Linked DNA regions of Homo sapiens: region 1 is linked to region 2. The links are chromatin loops, found by intact Hi-C in ENCODE. Cell type or tissue: CD14-positive monocyte. All regions are shown on one strand. Each heading gives the region's core, and the rest is flanking DNA. Links, peaks and the distances in the headings are about the cores only.

The links. A loop is a pair of places that touch in the nucleus more often than their neighbours do. Peaks named below come from ENCODE experiments on the same cell type or tissue, not always from the same donor. Only the 100,000 strongest peaks of a DNase experiment are listed, where the experiment ranks them.
Region 1: a loop joins it to region 2, with 4 times the contacts of the local background. A loop is called at or near these places in 1 of 110 quality-filtered maps.

Annotation. Positions count from the first base shown.
Region 1 is chr20:19,912,069-19,920,401 of GRCh38, forward strand. All of the region lies in intron 3 of RIN2 (Ras and Rab interactor 2), which reads left to right. Among named protein-coding and RNA genes, the nearest start is that of NAA20, 100 kb to the right of the region's middle. RefSeq lists an enhancer at 3,415-3,484. In CD14-positive monocyte, for the core only: no CTCF peak of the experiment used is centred there; DNase peaks (open chromatin) are centred at 1,513, 2,323, 3,573 and 6,053; H3K4me3 peaks cover 3,332 bases; H3K27ac peaks cover 6,573 bases.
Region 2 is chr20:20,254,592-20,262,924 of GRCh38, forward strand. All of the region lies in intron 20 of CFAP61 (cilia and flagella associated protein 61), which reads left to right. It overlaps CFAP61-AS1 (CFAP61 antisense RNA 1), which reads right to left. Exons shown (of 4, transcript NR_183979.1): 2 at 5,107-5,205; 3 at 3,763-3,968; 4 at 1-1,570. Among named protein-coding and RNA genes, the nearest start is that of CFAP61-AS1, 9.1 kb to the right of the region's middle. In CD14-positive monocyte, for the core only: no CTCF peak of the experiment used is centred there; DNase peaks (open chromatin) are centred at 680, 5,110 and 6,740; H3K4me3 peaks cover 991 bases; H3K27ac peaks cover 6,014 bases.

The sequences.
Region 1 (8,333 bases), core at 232-8,231, 340 kb before region 2:
GCCATTTGATGTGTTTTCATAATTGAATTAAGCTAAACATGAAAAGCAGATTCTAAAACTCAGCCTTAACTCCAGGACTCCTCAAGTACACGTCAACTGGACCCAGACAAGTTTCTCATCTGAGTCAAAATGCTGTGACCCAGAACAGGGAAAGGGCTTTCACATAGACACATTTCATATGAGCATTGCTTAAAGACACAAAGGAAGGAAGCCTGGGGTTCAACTGTGCTCTCACCACCCCAGAACCTGATTTGGTCTCCTGCTGCAGGTCCATGCTTTTTACCAGGCCAGACCCCTCTCCAGGGGCATCTCAGCCAGTTCACCTGGCTCCAGGAGGCCTGTTCCCATCAGGAAAAGCCCCTGCATCCATTGCTGGGATGGTCATTTCTTTTTTCTTTTTCTTTTTCTTTTTTTTTTTTTTTTTTTTGAGATGAAGTCTCACTCCCATCGCCCAGGCTGGAGTGCCATGCTGCGATTTCGGCTCACTGCAACTTCCGCCTCCGGAGTTCAAACGATTCCACTGTCTCAGCCTCCCAAATAGCTGGGATTACAGGCGCCTGCCACCATGCCCAGCTAATTTTTGTATTTTTAGTAGAGACGGGGTTTCACCATGTTGGCCAGGCCAGTCTCAAACTCCTGAGCTCAAGTGATCCACTCGCCTCAGCCTCCCAAAGTGCTGGGATTACAGGCGTGAGCTACCACGACCACGCCGGGATGGTCATTTCTAACCACCTTTTTGGGTGAACAGCAGGTTTTTCTTCTCCATCCTGAATGTTTGATGTCACTAGGAAATGGAAAACCCCGGGGTGTGGGAAAGGCACAGCTGAGGAAGCTGCATGTTGTCCACAGCATCAAGAGGTGCCATGAGCGTGCGGTGCACAGGCTGAGCCTCAGTCCATGCGCATGGGTCCAGAGAAAGTGCTGCGAGGTCCTCTTCACAGTTAGGGCCCTCCTGGGCTTTGCCTCTGATTACTGTCATTTTCTTGGAGGAGCCCAGAATTTAGAAGCTGGAGATGGGTTCGTATAGATCATTTTCTCAAGAGAAGGTCTCCATGACATATATTCATAAACAAAAAGAAACTCTTCTACCTTGTTTTCTATGAAGTTATTTTCTAGGGATTCTGTTTTGTTGTCGTTGTTCACACTGTAGCTCTCAGATCTTACTGTTTTTTTTTTAATTGTGATAAAGCATACATAACATAAAATTTACCATTTTAAGCATTTTTAACCATGTTTTTTAAGCTCACCATTTTAAGCACTTTAGTGATGGTGTCTCACTGTGTTGCCCAGGCTGTTCTCAAACTCCTAGGCTCAAGCCATCTTCCTGCCTTGACTTCTGAAAGTGCTGAGATTACAGACATGAGCCACCATGCCCAGTCACATTTTAAACATTTTTAAATGTACAATTCTGTGGCATTAAGTACATTCATATTGTTGTGCAACCATCACCACCATCCATTTCCAGAACTCCTTTCATCTTGCAGAATTGAAACTCTATCTATTAAATAATTCCCCATTCCTCCTTTTCCTCAACCCCTGGTAACTACCCTTCTGCTTCCTGTTTCTATGAGTTTGACTCCTCTCGGTACTTCCTACAAGTGGAATCATACAGTGTTTGTCCTTCTGTAACTGGCTTATTTCACTTAGCTTAATGTCCTCAAAGTTTATCCTTTTTGTAGCATATGTTATAATTTTCTTCCTTTTTAAGGCTGAATAATATTCCATTGTATGAGAAGACCACATTTTGCTTATTCATTCATCCATCAGCGGACACTGGGTGCTTCTACCTTTTGACTGTGGGAAATAATGCTGCTATGAATGTGGATTAGAACCTGTTTTTAAGGAAGATTATTTTTTTCTCTTGCCCCGAATAAAAATATTAAAACCTATGTGATTAAGGGGGCCCATCTGCCCATAGGCATATGCACACGTGCGTTGTGATGGGGTGCGTGTGAAGTTGAATCTGAATTTTGTGAAATGCAACTACCAGAGTTTGCGGTCTAGGAGAGCCAGGTGGCTTTAATAACAGTATTATCAGTTCAGTGATCAGACGGGCTTACTGAGATGTCAAGTGAGTTAGATCAAGCAAACTAGTTGTCAGGGTTACTACTGTCTTTAACCACTCACCTGATGCTTGTTTCTTATTGTCTGTCTCATTTTTTCAGTCACATTGCAAGCCTTTTGGGGGATAGAAATAATATCTTATGCTTCTTTTGGTGTCTAGTTAGGCTATTACCCTAAAGGTAGCAGGTCTTCAATAATGTTGACAATGGTGTGAGTTGACAATGACTCACACCAAATTTGCCTGTCTGCACACGCTCTGCATTGTTCTGTGGTGTTCCTGTATGACTTTCCCAGTATGTACTTTCCCACCATCAGAAGGACATTGCATCAAAAAAATTTGCATTAAACAGTTGCTGCTCTCGTGTTTGAAGCTGGGCAGCTGAATTAAATTAGTGAATCGATGTGTTAATCAATTGCAAGAGCCAAATTTAACAAATATAAACTCAGCACCCACTATGTAGCCAGCTGGACGAGACACTGGATATACCGACCTGGGAAAGAATTGGTCTTGTGGTTGGGGCTCTCACACTCCAGTGGAACCTTGTTCACAGTGTGGTCTGCCCGTCAGCCATGGAGTTTGCTAAAAATGCAGACTCTCAGGCCCTACGGAATGCCTCTGAATCAGAACCTGCACCTTCACCAGGTCCCTAGGTCATGCGTGTGCACATTCCAGTTTGAGAAACACCAGTCTTGTGAATGTTATCCTGTTAGCTATATCCTAAATGATAACAAAGGGTGTTTTGTGTGTGTCAGGGAGAGATGAGACTAAGGTGGCACTGGGAAACTGTGCCCAGTTCTGGTCACTACAACCTCAATGAGAGCAGAACAGCACAAGAGACCCCTCTGTGGCCATTCCCTAAGACCTTCGGGATGACAGCAGTGCAGCTGGGAGAAAAGGCCCTACGGGTAGTGAAGGTATCTGACTGCCTAAGATGGAGCGAATCCCAGCAGGGATTTCCTGCTCTGAATTTATAGTAAAAAGAAAAACATTGTTTGGGTTCCTCCAGTAGCAGAGACAGAATACGAATGCAAGTAGTCTATTCTGTGTTGAGTGATCACAGAAAGTTCATGTGGGAGAGTAGGGGAGTGAGACAGGAAGGGGAGGCAGCCAATACATGGTGCAATCCCACTGGGGACCTCTGAGAGACTGTGTGGGGGCATCCAAGTTGTTCCACATAAGAGCGAGGCAGCTGGGGTGTTTGTGCACCCACTGCCATCCCTCCTTGGCTGAGGGCTGCCCTGGGGTATTAACTCCCCAGCACTGTGGTCTGATCTGCTCAGCACTCACTCCCAGCCACAGAGCTTCCTCAGCTGTGGGCAGAGACTTCCAGGTGCCTGCAGTAGAGCCATCACAACAGAAGAAAACGGTGACTTCCAAGGGTTGTGGGCAGAGCACTCACAGTCTCTGCTCCATGTGTCCCATCTGGATTAAGAAGTCAAGGGTGTCTCAGCAGATGTCCGCATCAGAGCGCAGGTTCCAAATGAGGAACAAACCTTTGCATTTCAGTAAATTTCAAATCTTAGTGACTCATCCCCTCAGAGTAACTAATCATCTTCACAAGACCGAAAATGGCTGAGCTTCATATTTGCTTATAATCCAAATTCCCTTTTCATACCCACTCTGCTCTCTTCCTTCCCTAAACCAACTCTATGTGCTCAGAGGACACTGACAAGCTCAATTTACAGAAAATTTTTTGTCATTTTCTGTTTCAAAATTTCCCTTCTGATATTGCATGCTACAGATTCATCTCCCCTATCCAATTCCTTTCACTGTGAACCCTTACTCCATTCTTTCCTGTTTTGTTTTTTAATTAAAACTGAAATTCTGGCCGAGCGCTGTGGCTCACGCCTGTAATCCCAGCACTTTGGGAGGCCGAGGCGAGTGGATCACGAGGTCAAGAGACCGAGACCATCCTGGCCAACATGGTGAAGCCCTGAATCTACTAAAAATACAAAAATTAGCTGAGTATGGTGGCACGCGCCTGTAGTCCCAGCTACTCGGGAGGCTGAGGCAGGAGAATCGCTTGAACCTGAGAGGCGGAGATTGCAGTGAGCTGAGATAGTGCCATTGCACTCCAGCCTGGTGACAGAGTGAGACTCCATCTCAGAAAAAACAAACAAACAAACAAAACTGAAATTCCAAATACAGCAGTTACTGTCCCCAGGAACACTGCTTTAAGTTTGCATTTCTTTAAGAGTTTGGGGGCTGGGTGTAGTGGCTCACGCCCATAATCCTAGTACTTTGGGAAACCAAAGCGGGAGGATTGCCTGAGGCCAGGAGTTTGAGTCCATCCTGGACAAACTAGCGAGATTCCATCTGTACAAGAAATAAAAATATTAGCTGGGCGTGGTGGCACACACCTCTGGTTCCAGCTACTCAGGAGGCTGAGTTGAGAGGATCGCTTTAGCCTGGGAGCTCAAGGCTGCACTCCAGCTCCAGCCTGGGCGACAGAGTGAGATCCTGTCCAAAAAATAAAAAATAAAGAGTTTTGCAGACCACTGCTCCCCAGAAATGATCATCAACAGAAAGCCCTAAAGCCAGTAGGTTTGGGGAACCCCGCATACTTTATTCACTCCCTGGAGACCAACCCTGGACATCAGCATCTGAAAAGTTCTGAGGAGTCTTCAGTGACCTCATTTTATCGAATGTTTAATGTGCTTCCACTGTTGTTCGAGCAGTAGTGTTTGTATTGAAATCGTGCCTGTTCACATCCTACACTGCTTGTGTTGGGTGGAAACCACTTGGGGAGATGCTGCTTGATATACAGATCCTGGCTCCATCTGTGCATTTGAAATTCATAGGCATCTGGAGACAGTGGCATAGAAGCAGTGGGCGCAGGAAAAGTACAACTCAGAGTTTACAACGAGAAAAAGTGAAAACCACCTGACACATAGCTAATGTTTTAGAATGAAAAGTGACTTCCATTCCAATTGAAGTCAGCCCCTGCTGTGTAATTAAGCAGATATTTAAAAAATTTAAAAAAAAAAAAGGCAGGCGGAGTGGGTAAGGTACGACTCCAAATGGCAAAGCCCCAGCTTCAGGGAGGGAGAGGGCCCAGGAGTGAGGAACATAATTAAATAGCTGTGCCACGGTCATCCACCGAATGCCTTATTTCCTTTGTTTTACCAAGAATTGCACCAACCAAGTGATCTGTTGCCAGCCTTCCATATGGCAAATGTAAGCACCTGTCCAGAGTACTAAATGGCTGAGCCCAGGAGCTCCAGAGGAAACTTGTCTGATTGCTCTGCTGCCAATTCCAGGCTCTCTGTTAATTCCATCCATCAAATTATTCTTTTTCTTCTATTTTTCCTAAAATGATAATAGTTATTTTTACTGTGAAATTTAAAAAGTGTAAAGAAGAAAAGAGACCTAAATTGTACCACCTCTAATCACTCCACTCGGGAATGAAGCCAGTGAGCATCTTGACACTAATGCATTCAGATTTTTGTTCTGTCTGTGATTCGACTATATTATGTAAATCCATACATAAGTGCAGCCACAACTATTACTTAAGTGAGCTCAGAGAACACATACTTTTCACAACTTGTTTATTTCCACTTAATAACATATCACTATATTGATATATTGACATACAATATATCGATATATACTGTACATCTCAAGAAATATGTTTTAAAGGCGGAATCGCCTTTTAAAGGCGGAATAGCATTCCATCATATTGGGGTACACACTTTATTTACCCAGTCCACAGCTGTTTGACATTTAGCACTTTTTCCCCTGTTCACTATCATAAATGATATTGCCCAAAGCATTCTTTTACATGTATCTGATTATTTCTTTGGGTCAATTCCTAGAAGTAGAAATGCTGAATCCAACAGTTTTCATACTTTAATGTTGATATACACATTCAGATTGTCTTCTAGAAAGAGCAAGTCATCTTTTTTCTCTAGTGCTTGTAGAAAACCCAGTGAAGACAAGTGGTAAGAAGCCAGAAATGGTAAAAGGGAAGTGAATGTGACTGTGACACCCACGCCAGTGCATTCCGGAAAGGCAAAGTGGGACAGCTGGGGGGACACCAAGTTAGAGCCAGAAGAGGCACTGGAAACCTGCTCGTCTATTTTAAGCTTAAGGAAACCAAAGGCCAGAAAGGTTAAGCAACCTCCCACCCAAGGCCAAGGTCCCATAGCTTAGATGGATAGCTGTAAACTTCAGGGATAATTTTCAAAAAACGAAAAAACGTGACTCTCATACAAATACATTGTGTGTGTGTGTGTGTGTGTGTGTGTGTGTGTGTGTGTGTCAAAGATTGATTTAACTCATTAATGAGATCAACAGGACATTAAAGCTGGCTCCAAATGGGGCAAAGATTGGGAAAGACTCAGTGGGCAAAAGAATAACACCTTAAACGAACTTTGTCATCTACTATGAGCCACTTTTGCATATCTACCTTTGAAGGTTAGAGATAAGCTTGCTATTGTCAGCATTCAACCACTTTTTGACCTTCAAACAACTCAACTTCAAAAGGTACAACCCAATACAAACCTGGCTAAAGACATAAAAGGCAATACAATTAAAACCTCTGGGGTTCTCTTTTCTACTGGACAAACATCATTTGCAATTTACAGACCTTCCAGAAGTTAGCATCTGACTTTACGGAGTCTGGGCCTTAATTAAAAAAAAAAAAAAAATCAGACAAAATACAAAATGACATCTGGGATGACACTTAGGTAGATGTGTTACGCAGAGCCCAAGTATGCCTTTGCAAGGGAATATTTTGTGCTTTATTGAAGTTGGCATAGTTATATTTGCTGTAAGAACAGCCTTTGGTGGCTGAACTATGTGTGGGAGAACAAGGTTGATATTCACGGCAAATCTACTCAAGCTACTCTCCAATGGAGTTTCTCTGAAGGCTGGGAGGCTGGAAGGCCCCGCAGTGAATTGTTGCTCTCACTTCTCATGGAGTGGGCTCCAGGCTTTGTGTTTCCCCAGGAAGCTGAGGTGGAGCAACTGTTTGCCATGTGGGAATCTGCTCTTGTCAGCCTTCCAGCTGGGGGATGACAGATGCCGTGCGAGAGTCCCGGTTATATCCAGAGAGGGTTTTAGGGAGAGCTCAGGATGCTGGAAGGCCTGCCGGTCATCTGCCAGTTTCTATTTTGTAAATTCCAGGATGCTGGTCCCCACACAGCATGTTTGTCACTAACAATGCAACCAAACAAGTCACTAATATTTGACCTATACACCTGCAGGCCCCTTCAACCTGAGCTCTATGAAGACATAAGTCAGCACATTTCAGTTATAAGATTTTCAAAATGTTATCCCTGAAATCATTTATATCCTGTAGTCAATGGTGTATAAAAGTGGCAGGGCTCTTTTTCTTGATACTATATAAAATAAGAGTGTGTGTTATCATTAATAGTATCTTAAATTTGTGGCCAGGTGCAGTGGCTCACACCATAATCCCCGTACCTTGGGAGATCAAGGCGGGCAGATCACTTGAGCTCAGGAGTTCAAGACCAGCCTGGCCAACATGGTGAAACCCCGTCTCTACTATAAATACAAAAATTAGCCAGGCGTGGTGGCATACACCTGTAATCCTAGCTACTTGGGAGGTTGAGGCAGAAGGATTGCTTGAACCCAGAAGGTGGAGGCTGCAGTGAGCCGAGATCATGCCACTGCACTCCAGCCTGGACAACAGAGCTCAGAAAATAAAAAATAAAATAAATAAAAATGTGAAAGTGCACATTATGTATTTTTCTTCCCTATTGTAGACCCAAAGCCTGATGCTTAATAAGTACTCTATAAACACATCTTAAAAATATTAAGCAAAAGATGCAAGATCTAACTGAAAACACCAATGCTAAAACTAACTGGGGCTGCCGAAAGCCTTAGTGACCACTCTTAGAAAGAACGTCATCCCAGGCCGGGCGCAGTGGCTCACGCCTGTAATCCCAGCACTTTGGGAGGCCGAGGCGGGCAGATCACAAGGTCAGAAGATCAAGACCATCCTGGCTAACACGGTGAAACCCCGTCTCTACTAAAAATACAAAAAAAATTAGCCAGGCATGGTGGCGGGCGCCTATAGTCCCAGCTACTTGGGAGGCTGAGGCAGGAGAATGGCGTGAACCCGGGAGGGGGAGCTTGCAGTGAGCTGAGATCGCGCCACTGCACTCCAGTCTGGGCGACAGAGCGAGACTCTGTCTCAAAAAAAAAAAAAAAAAGGAAAAACTTCATCCCTTGTGGTACTTCAATCATTTCACTTATTACTGAACCTAAAAATGCAAAGCCACAGGCAGGAGTATGGTGCCAT
Region 2 (8,333 bases), core at 266-8,265:
CAAAGTACATAGAGTGGTACAGAAAGGGCAGCTGAATTCACTGGGGAGCTTTTCTCCCCCTTCCCCCATTGTCTTCAACTCTCTCCTGGTTTTGTCCCAATTTTGTGATTTTCTAAAAAACAAATTAAAATAATGAAAACAGAGCTTAAACCCAAAGCAAGAAGACAACCCTCTATAAAATGTAATGACAAACCGCAACCTCTAATCAGACCTTTTAAATGGCACGCCTCACTCTAAATTGTTGTGTAATGTTTTTAATATCCAAATGCACATCGCTATTTCTTATTACAAAATCCATGCACAAGGTAAAATACTACATTGCACTGCACGGCTAAGCATGAGGAGAGCTGGTCTCTCCCAGCCCACTCTTCCTCCCAGCTCTCTTTCCAGAGGCAACCAGTTTGAAGCATTTCTGTTCTTAGTTTTTCAGTGGCTACCTGCATAACTCCAAATACAGTAATATGTTTATAGAATGTCCTTCCTTGCTCTGTCAACTTCAGACATTATCTACAACCTCTCCATTTTCGAAGATGAAGATTTAGCTGGCTCACTTTCCAGACTCTATAACTCCTTCTCCAGCCCTCCAATCAATGTTGATCATTTTTGTTGGCAAACACACTCTGGTTTTGAAAACCCCTCTGAGATCACAGGGCCACTCTCCATGACTCATGGACGGTCATGGAGCAGCAGAGAGATGCCTTCCCCAGGCCTGGATTTGAGGAACCTCATAAAGAGGAAGAACAAAAATGTACCAACTGAAATCAAATGAGCTTGGTGTTGAGCATGAGAAGACTGTGGTATGGACTGTTCATGGGTCGGGGGTCACTAGCAGCTGACAGGTAGGGCAGGTACTTCCAAGCAAGCAAGAAGAAGAGCTGAGACTGTAGTATACAGTGAGCTTGATGTGGGTCGGCAATGTTACATTGTCTCCAAAGGGGTTAATCATGTCTTAGACTGGGTCAGTAATAGTGTGGCATCCAGAATGGTGCAGCCCAGGTGACAGCCTTCTACACACAGCAGGGAGGAAAGACCCATCTACACCAGTGCTGTACCTCCCAGTAAGAGACCTGAGAAAGACACTCCCCCGTGTCATTTGACAGCACCTACTATATAGAGATCTCACTCTGAGAATGATTACAGGGGAAAATAAAAGCATGCAGTCAAAGAAAACTGGCTGTTTTAAAAATGGCTGCAAATTCTTTGATGCCTCTTCCATCTAAGAGGTAGAGTCTATGTCTCCTCTCCTTGAATCTGGGCAGCCTTGTGACTGCCTCGGCCAACAAAGTGCAAAGGTTGTGACATGGTGTGACTTCTGAGGCCAAGTCACAGAGGCCATACAGTGCCTCCTGGATTGTGGCAGCAGTCGCTCCTGGAGTCCTGAGGTGCCACGTGAGAAGTTCTGATGCCCTGGGGTTGCCACGCTGGAGACGCTGTAGGTGAGCTCTCTGCCTCCCAGGCCCCACTGATCCCAGCCCTTCAGCCAGCCTTGCAAGGCACTGGGCATGTGAGTGAAACAATCTCAGATCCTCCAGATCAGTCCATCCACCAGCTGAAAGTTGCCAAGTGACTCCTGTCCACAGCACACAGAATAAAAGAATTGCTCATCCAAATGCTACCCAAATTTCTGACCAACAAAATCATGGAAAGTTAAGAAAGTAGGTATTTAAGCTACTAAGTTTTAGTGTGAGTTTGCTGAACAGCAAAGGACAACTAGAATAAAAAGATAACACAGTAAGAGAAAGAGAACAATACAATATTTGGAAAAATCAGAGGAAGAACATAGTTGTGAAAATGTTGAAAAATTTAGGCCACACACACACACACACACACACACACACACACATTGTAGGCAACTATTTATCATCCTTTATACAATTTGATCACCTGGCCTCTGAAATGGGAGCTGAAGCCATTGAAAGAGCAGAGGCAAAGCTGAGAAGGCCACACATAAAAAAGGAGATGGGTGAATAAGAAAAAATTAAAATGAAATCTCCATCAGAGACAGAACTGCTGCTAAACAGTTAGTGATGCTGAAGACAAAGCACTCCTGGAGGGCAGAAGCAGAGGACAAAGGGATATGCTTGGTTCAGGAGAAAACAGGGTCTGATAGGCATGGAGGCAGCATAGAAATAATTGGTTTTCCTGAAGAAGAGACTCAAGGGACAATAATTGAAGATATTCTAGAAGAAAACTTTTTTACCCGAAAAACATATTGTCCAGCTGACCACATTCTAGGCAAAATCAAAGAAAAATTTTCTCAGTTATGTTCTGACAGAATTTCAATTCTTTCTTAGTCACCCATCTCCCTTTTTGTCTAACCCTGTGGCCTTCTTAGCTTAGCCTCTGCTCTTCCGATGCTTCAGCTGCCATTTCAGGGGCTGGGTGATCAAATTGCATTGAGGATGATAAATAGTTTCTCATAGAATGGCAGGAAAAAATTGAACAAACTTCAAAAGAAAAATAACAGATTACAACCTTTCTCCCTAAAAAAGAATAAAAATAAAACAGATATCAAAATTTTTATCTCCAGCATTAAATAGCAAAAGAAAATGAAACTAATCCCACAGAATTTTGACGAAAAGTGGTGATTCAGTAATTATGTGTCCACCTAAATCTCTCATATTTGAAAATAGCAGGTAGCCATTCTTTTATATACAAGGCCTCAGAAAAAATTATCTTCCGTGTTCTTTGCTTAATGTGCACTCAAAATAATTGAGATAGAAAAGAAAAATTAGAACTTCAGCCAGGCGTGGTGGCTCACATCTGTAATCCCAGCATTTTGGGAGGCCAAGGCAGGTGGATCACTTGAGGTCAGGAGTTCGAGACCAGCCTGACCAACATGGTGAAACCCCATCTCTACTAAAAATACAAAAATTAGCCAGGTGTGGTGGCAGGGTCTTGTAATCCCAGCTACTTGGAAGGCTGAGGCAAAAGAATCACTTGAACCAGGAGGCAGAGGTTGCAGTGAGCCGAGATTGTGCCACTGCACTCCAGCCTGGGCAACAGAGCAAGACTGTCTCAAAAAAAACAAAAAAACAAAAAAAAAAAAGAAAAAGAAAGAAAGAAAATATAGAATTTCATAGTAGTACAAAAGGACAGGTGGCAAGCACCACAAACAATTTAAAAATGTAATCTAAATAATTGTTGTAAATCTGAGAATAAATGCAAAATAGAAAATGACTCTTAAGCTAAATTAATCTAATAAAGACCAAGAAGTTGTTGAAAATTGGGAGGGAGGTGGCAAGGGAGGAATATGCATTGTCTTAAGGGGAGAAACCCAAGAGTACTATTTCAGTGTTGACTCTTATATTTAGAAGAAATAAGATTAAAGAATCCTTTGAAACAGCATGAAGGAATTCACCTTCCCAACACTGCAGAAGATAAAAGGGAGAAAACAAAGGAAAACAGACACAATGGTTAAAAGTGAAGGTGTAAACCAGAATGACATAAGGAGAAAAATTCAGTGAGTGTCATGGGTGGATTAGGGTTAGGGCTTCAAACCACCCTGTTATAAGAACCAAGACTCTGTTTTTACACTTAATTCAAAATATAAGAGAAATACCCAATCAAAGGGCAACAAAAGCTTAAAAATAAGAAGATGGTTCAAAGTGCACCAGCAAAAGACTGTCAGGCAAATTTCACACAGCTATTAGAAACAGCAATAATATTAGTGCCCAAGAAAGTGAATTGGAGAAAGAAAAGCATTAATCTTGATCAAGGGTAAAATCCATGATGAGAATATAGAGGTCATGAACTTTTTACCTGCCGAACATGGTTGTATCAGAGGATGGCCACAAAAACAGAAGTGTACTTGCAATATGACCTTCGTTCCTTGGAGTCCCACTGAAGAAGGGAAGGAACAAGCTGAAGCACAGCGAGGGAGGGGCTCCGTCACTCCAGATGCGCAGCCAGAGGAGTGAAGATTCAGGGTGTGCAGGATGGCCAGCCAGTCTTCAAATACTTGAAGACTTTTCATATGGAGAGCGAAATTAGTCTTGCACATGATGGCTCTGGGAAACAGATCTAGACAGGCCCCAAAAGTGATGGGAATGCAGTGTTTATTCATCCCGAGGAACAGCTTTCCGATAGAGTGAAAGTCTACTCCAAAGAAAACGGTCAACCCTAGGAGACAGGAGCCTGCTGCCAGGCAGCCTCAAAGCGGGAGAGCACCTGACTGCCGTTGAATGTTTACCGCGAGACAGACACATGGTAACAGATGGAACTCTCACCATACACTGAGGTCACTGCCATTGGCATCCCCATGTTGTAGGTTAGAGAACCGAGGGTGCTGTGAAGCTTAGGTAGTTTGCCCAGGGTCAGTTAGTAGGGAGGTGATAGACTAGGGTCCAAACTCAGGTGGTCTGGCCCTGGATCAAGCACTGTCTCTGTTTCGTTCTCTTTCCCTCTCCTTTCCCTTTCTTGTTGCTTCCCTTTATCTCTCATTGACATGGTGCAGGGCTTATACTTGATGGCTTTTAAAAGTCATTACCACAGAGATTCTAGAGCTTTGTATTTACAGCTACAGTCAAATAAGCAGTTCAAAAAGAAAAAGTTTATTTCCTTCTCTCATTAAAAATAAAAATATCTGGAGAAAAGCAACCCAGGCCCGGTAAGGTGGCTCCCTGATGTCAACAGGAACCCAGGCCCTTCCATCTTTTTTTTTTTTTTTTTTTTTTTTTTTGACAAGTTCTGACTCCTGTCACCCAGGCTGGAGTGCAGTGGTGCAATCACAGCTCACTGCAACCTTGACCTCCCCGGCTCAGGTGATTCTCCTACTTCAGCCTCCCGAGTAGCTGGGACTATACAGGTACATGCCGCCAAACCCAGCTAATTTTTTTTTTTTTTTTTGTATTTGTATTTGTAGTAGAGATGAGATCTCCCATGTTTCCCAGGCTGGTCTCAAACTTCTAGGCTCAAGGGATCCGCCTGCCTCAGCCTCCCAAAGTGCTGGGACTACAGGTGTGAGTCACCATGCCTGGCCCTCTTTCTATTTTTAATGTGTGGTTTCCATTCTCAGCATCTCAAGATGGCTGCTGTGTTCCAGTCATTCCATTTGCAAGAGGCAAGAAAGAGGAAGGACTAGAGCATGATGACTTTTCTCATTACCTCATCCAAGGACTCCTGCTTGTATCTCCTGACCACCTCTTAGGTCTTGAGTTGGGAAATGCAGTTTTTCAGCCGAGCATATTTCCCAAGAGTCTGTTACTAAGAAAGGAAGGAAGACAGAATATTGGGTTAGGCAGCCAGCAGTCCTAGCCACCGTGAGTTATTGCTGAGTGATGGTGGCACTGTGCTATGGCAAATCAGTGTGGTTGAAAAGTTATCTGCTGCTCTCCACTCAGAAGTTAGTGGCACTTTAGTTAGTGGCAGAGAACCCTCAGTTTGGATAACCAGTCCTTGTGGCACTTCATTAAATATAACCAAGCCCTTATATTAAAGACTGTTCTCTCCCTTGCCTCTTTTACCTTTTCAGGGCTAGTGACCTCTCTTGACCAACAGGAATGTATGGGTGTAAGAAACTTCTGCTAGCTTCTTCTAAATGTCTGCCTACAAACTCCTCTTAGTGTTTAAATCTGCTGTTCAATGAAAGAAAACAGTATGTGATGAACCATTCAGAAAGGAAGCTTCTTTTTACTTTTCAGGCTGGATAGCTCTGTGTCCCCATAAGCACACATGGAAGAAGGAAATTTCTTGTACTGGCTTCTTCTCAATGTCTCCATACAAATTCTTTTTCTGCTAGAAGCTTCCATTCAATGAAAGAACACAGTAAATGATGAACTGATCACAAAGCAAGCTTCTTTTTCCATAGATCGTTTTCTAATTAATTGATGTCTCCTAAACTCTGTGCAGACAAATTTATTTGGCTTTGGAATTTATAATTCTAGCTTCAGTTTTGCCTGCTTTGTGAAAATGCCATAATCCCATTAGTTTTTCTTTAATTGCTCTTATTCTTTATAGTAGAGAAGTATGCAAAACAACTCTACACATTTAAGTGCACACAAGAATTATGTGGATTATCAGAATGCAATTACATTTCAAGATTGTAGTGAGCTAATTTTCAATTTGGACCTTATTCTTTTTTCTCCTCTTCCTTTTTATTTTTGCCTAAACACCACTACTTGAAATGATAACTCATTGAAACTTTTATAAATGAAGTAGCTCTCAATTTGTTCTTTAGCACTGCCACTTTCCGCCAAGGCTTTTTCACTTGTTAAATCATGACTTATTAAACTGATGTAATGTTACCCAGATTTTATTTTCTTTTATGCTACAATGCTCCTTGTAGTTCCAGTGAGGTTTCAAAAGCCCGAAGCACAGTATTCAGTATTGTGCACGTCAGACTTTTCGCCAAAGCCTTCAGTGGGCTGCTTTATAATAACTATGAATATAATGCTATCAACATTTTAGTGGGGTATTACTAAACGAGCTATATTACTAATAAGAAAACTTTACCTCTGCAATTTTGGTTACAGTAAATGACCATTATTTATTTAGTTGTTCCCTTTTGCTAAATACAATTTCACTGCAGCCTCTTAATGGAGAGAGAATATCCAGCTTTAAACATTGGTTCTGTTTTGCTGTTTCATTTTAATTTAATCTAGTTTGAAATTGCATTAAATACATCACGGCAATGTACTAAGGCTTTACAATTTCTATTGAGGAAGTGTATAACCAAAAGTTTCCTGTCAGCTGGAGGTTAGTCAAGCCCCATGAGTTTAAGCACCAGCCAGCATTTGCCTGCTTGTCAAAGGAGAAAGAACTTCCTCTGCCCCAACATCCCTCTTGACTGCAAGTAAACTTATTGCCTGTCATAACTCTAGGAGTATTCTTGCCTCACAGCCCTGAGGTCTTAGACCCTGAGTGCAGCAAGCCAGTGGGTATCTGCCAAAGGCCTCAGGCTCCCTCTAGGCTGCCCCTCTGCTTGCCCCCTTTTTCTCCTCATAACTGCCACCTGGCAGCCAATTAAAAGTCAGAGGGACCAAGTGGTGGCCCATTTGGGGAACCTCAGGTCACTATGCTGTTTTATTTGGTTTTTGCAATGACACTTCTTTGTCTGATTTTAATTTGAACGAATATAATAAAAAATCAGGAGTCTACATGAAAACCCAAGGGCCTGGCATTTCTTGGGAAGTCAGATCTGGCCATACTGGATCCATACTCTACACTGGCAGCAACTAGATGGAACTCAGTCATGGCTGAAATCTCTGGCCCAAGCACAAACCCTCCAGTTTGCCACAGTATCCTTGACAAAGAAGACGAGTATCAGCTATCATCCGTTATTGTGTTTTTACTGTTACTTTCCTTACAGTAGAGGAAAGTTTCTGTTCCCACACACATCTGCATCAAAAATGAGAGAAAGATGGAGGGGAATAAAGAGAAGGAGAATATTTCTCTGACAAGACAAGGAATAATCCTATACTTTTCAAAAGTAAATAATAATCTGTTTCTTTCCTTTTCTTTTCTGCCTAGCCCCTCTATATCCTTAAATTTCAACCCCAGATACAATTTCTGTGGCAGATTATTTTTGCCAAAAATGGCCACCACATCCAATGCATTCCCATGTCCTCTTCCAGAGCCTTGCCCCTCCTACATGAAGAGGTGGAGTCTAGGTTCCCTCCCCTGGTCCTGGGCAGGCCTTTATGGCTATCTCCATGAATCGAATATGGTGGAAGAGGCACTGCTCAACTTCCAAGACTAGGTTGGAAAAGAATATGGACCTCTCTCTATTGGCTCTCTCTTTCTCAGAACACTTTCCCTTGGAACCCAGCCACCACGTTATGAGGAAGCCCAAGCTACATGGAGAGGCCACATGTAGGTGTTCTGGCCAACAACCCCAGCTCAGATCCAGCCCTTAGCCAACATCAACTGCAAGGCAAATCATGACAATTTGTTGTCACATTTGAATACCCAGCATATTTTCCAGGGGAAAGAAAAAGGATTGAGATAGTTTAATTATCTTCAGATGATTTCAGCCCCCAGCCCCTGAGTCACCCCTAGCCTTTGAGTCTTCCTAGCTGAGGCCCCAGACATGGTGGAACAGAGACAAGTCATTCCCCACCTTGCCCTGTCTGAATTACTGTCCTGCATAAGCTGGGAGCCTAATGGTTGATTTTTACCACTGAGTTTTGAAACAATTTGTTACACAGCATTACATAACTAGAGCAACTCCCTCTGAGAATTGTTTCTAGGTGCTCTTTCCACCTGTTTTTGTGTTTTTTTTTTTTTTCAATTAAAATCTGATTGATTGTATCTCGGGACAGAAAAAGACATACTGAATATTGCTATGTCTACTTTTTTTTTTTTAACCACTGTCACCACTTTATCTATTATCA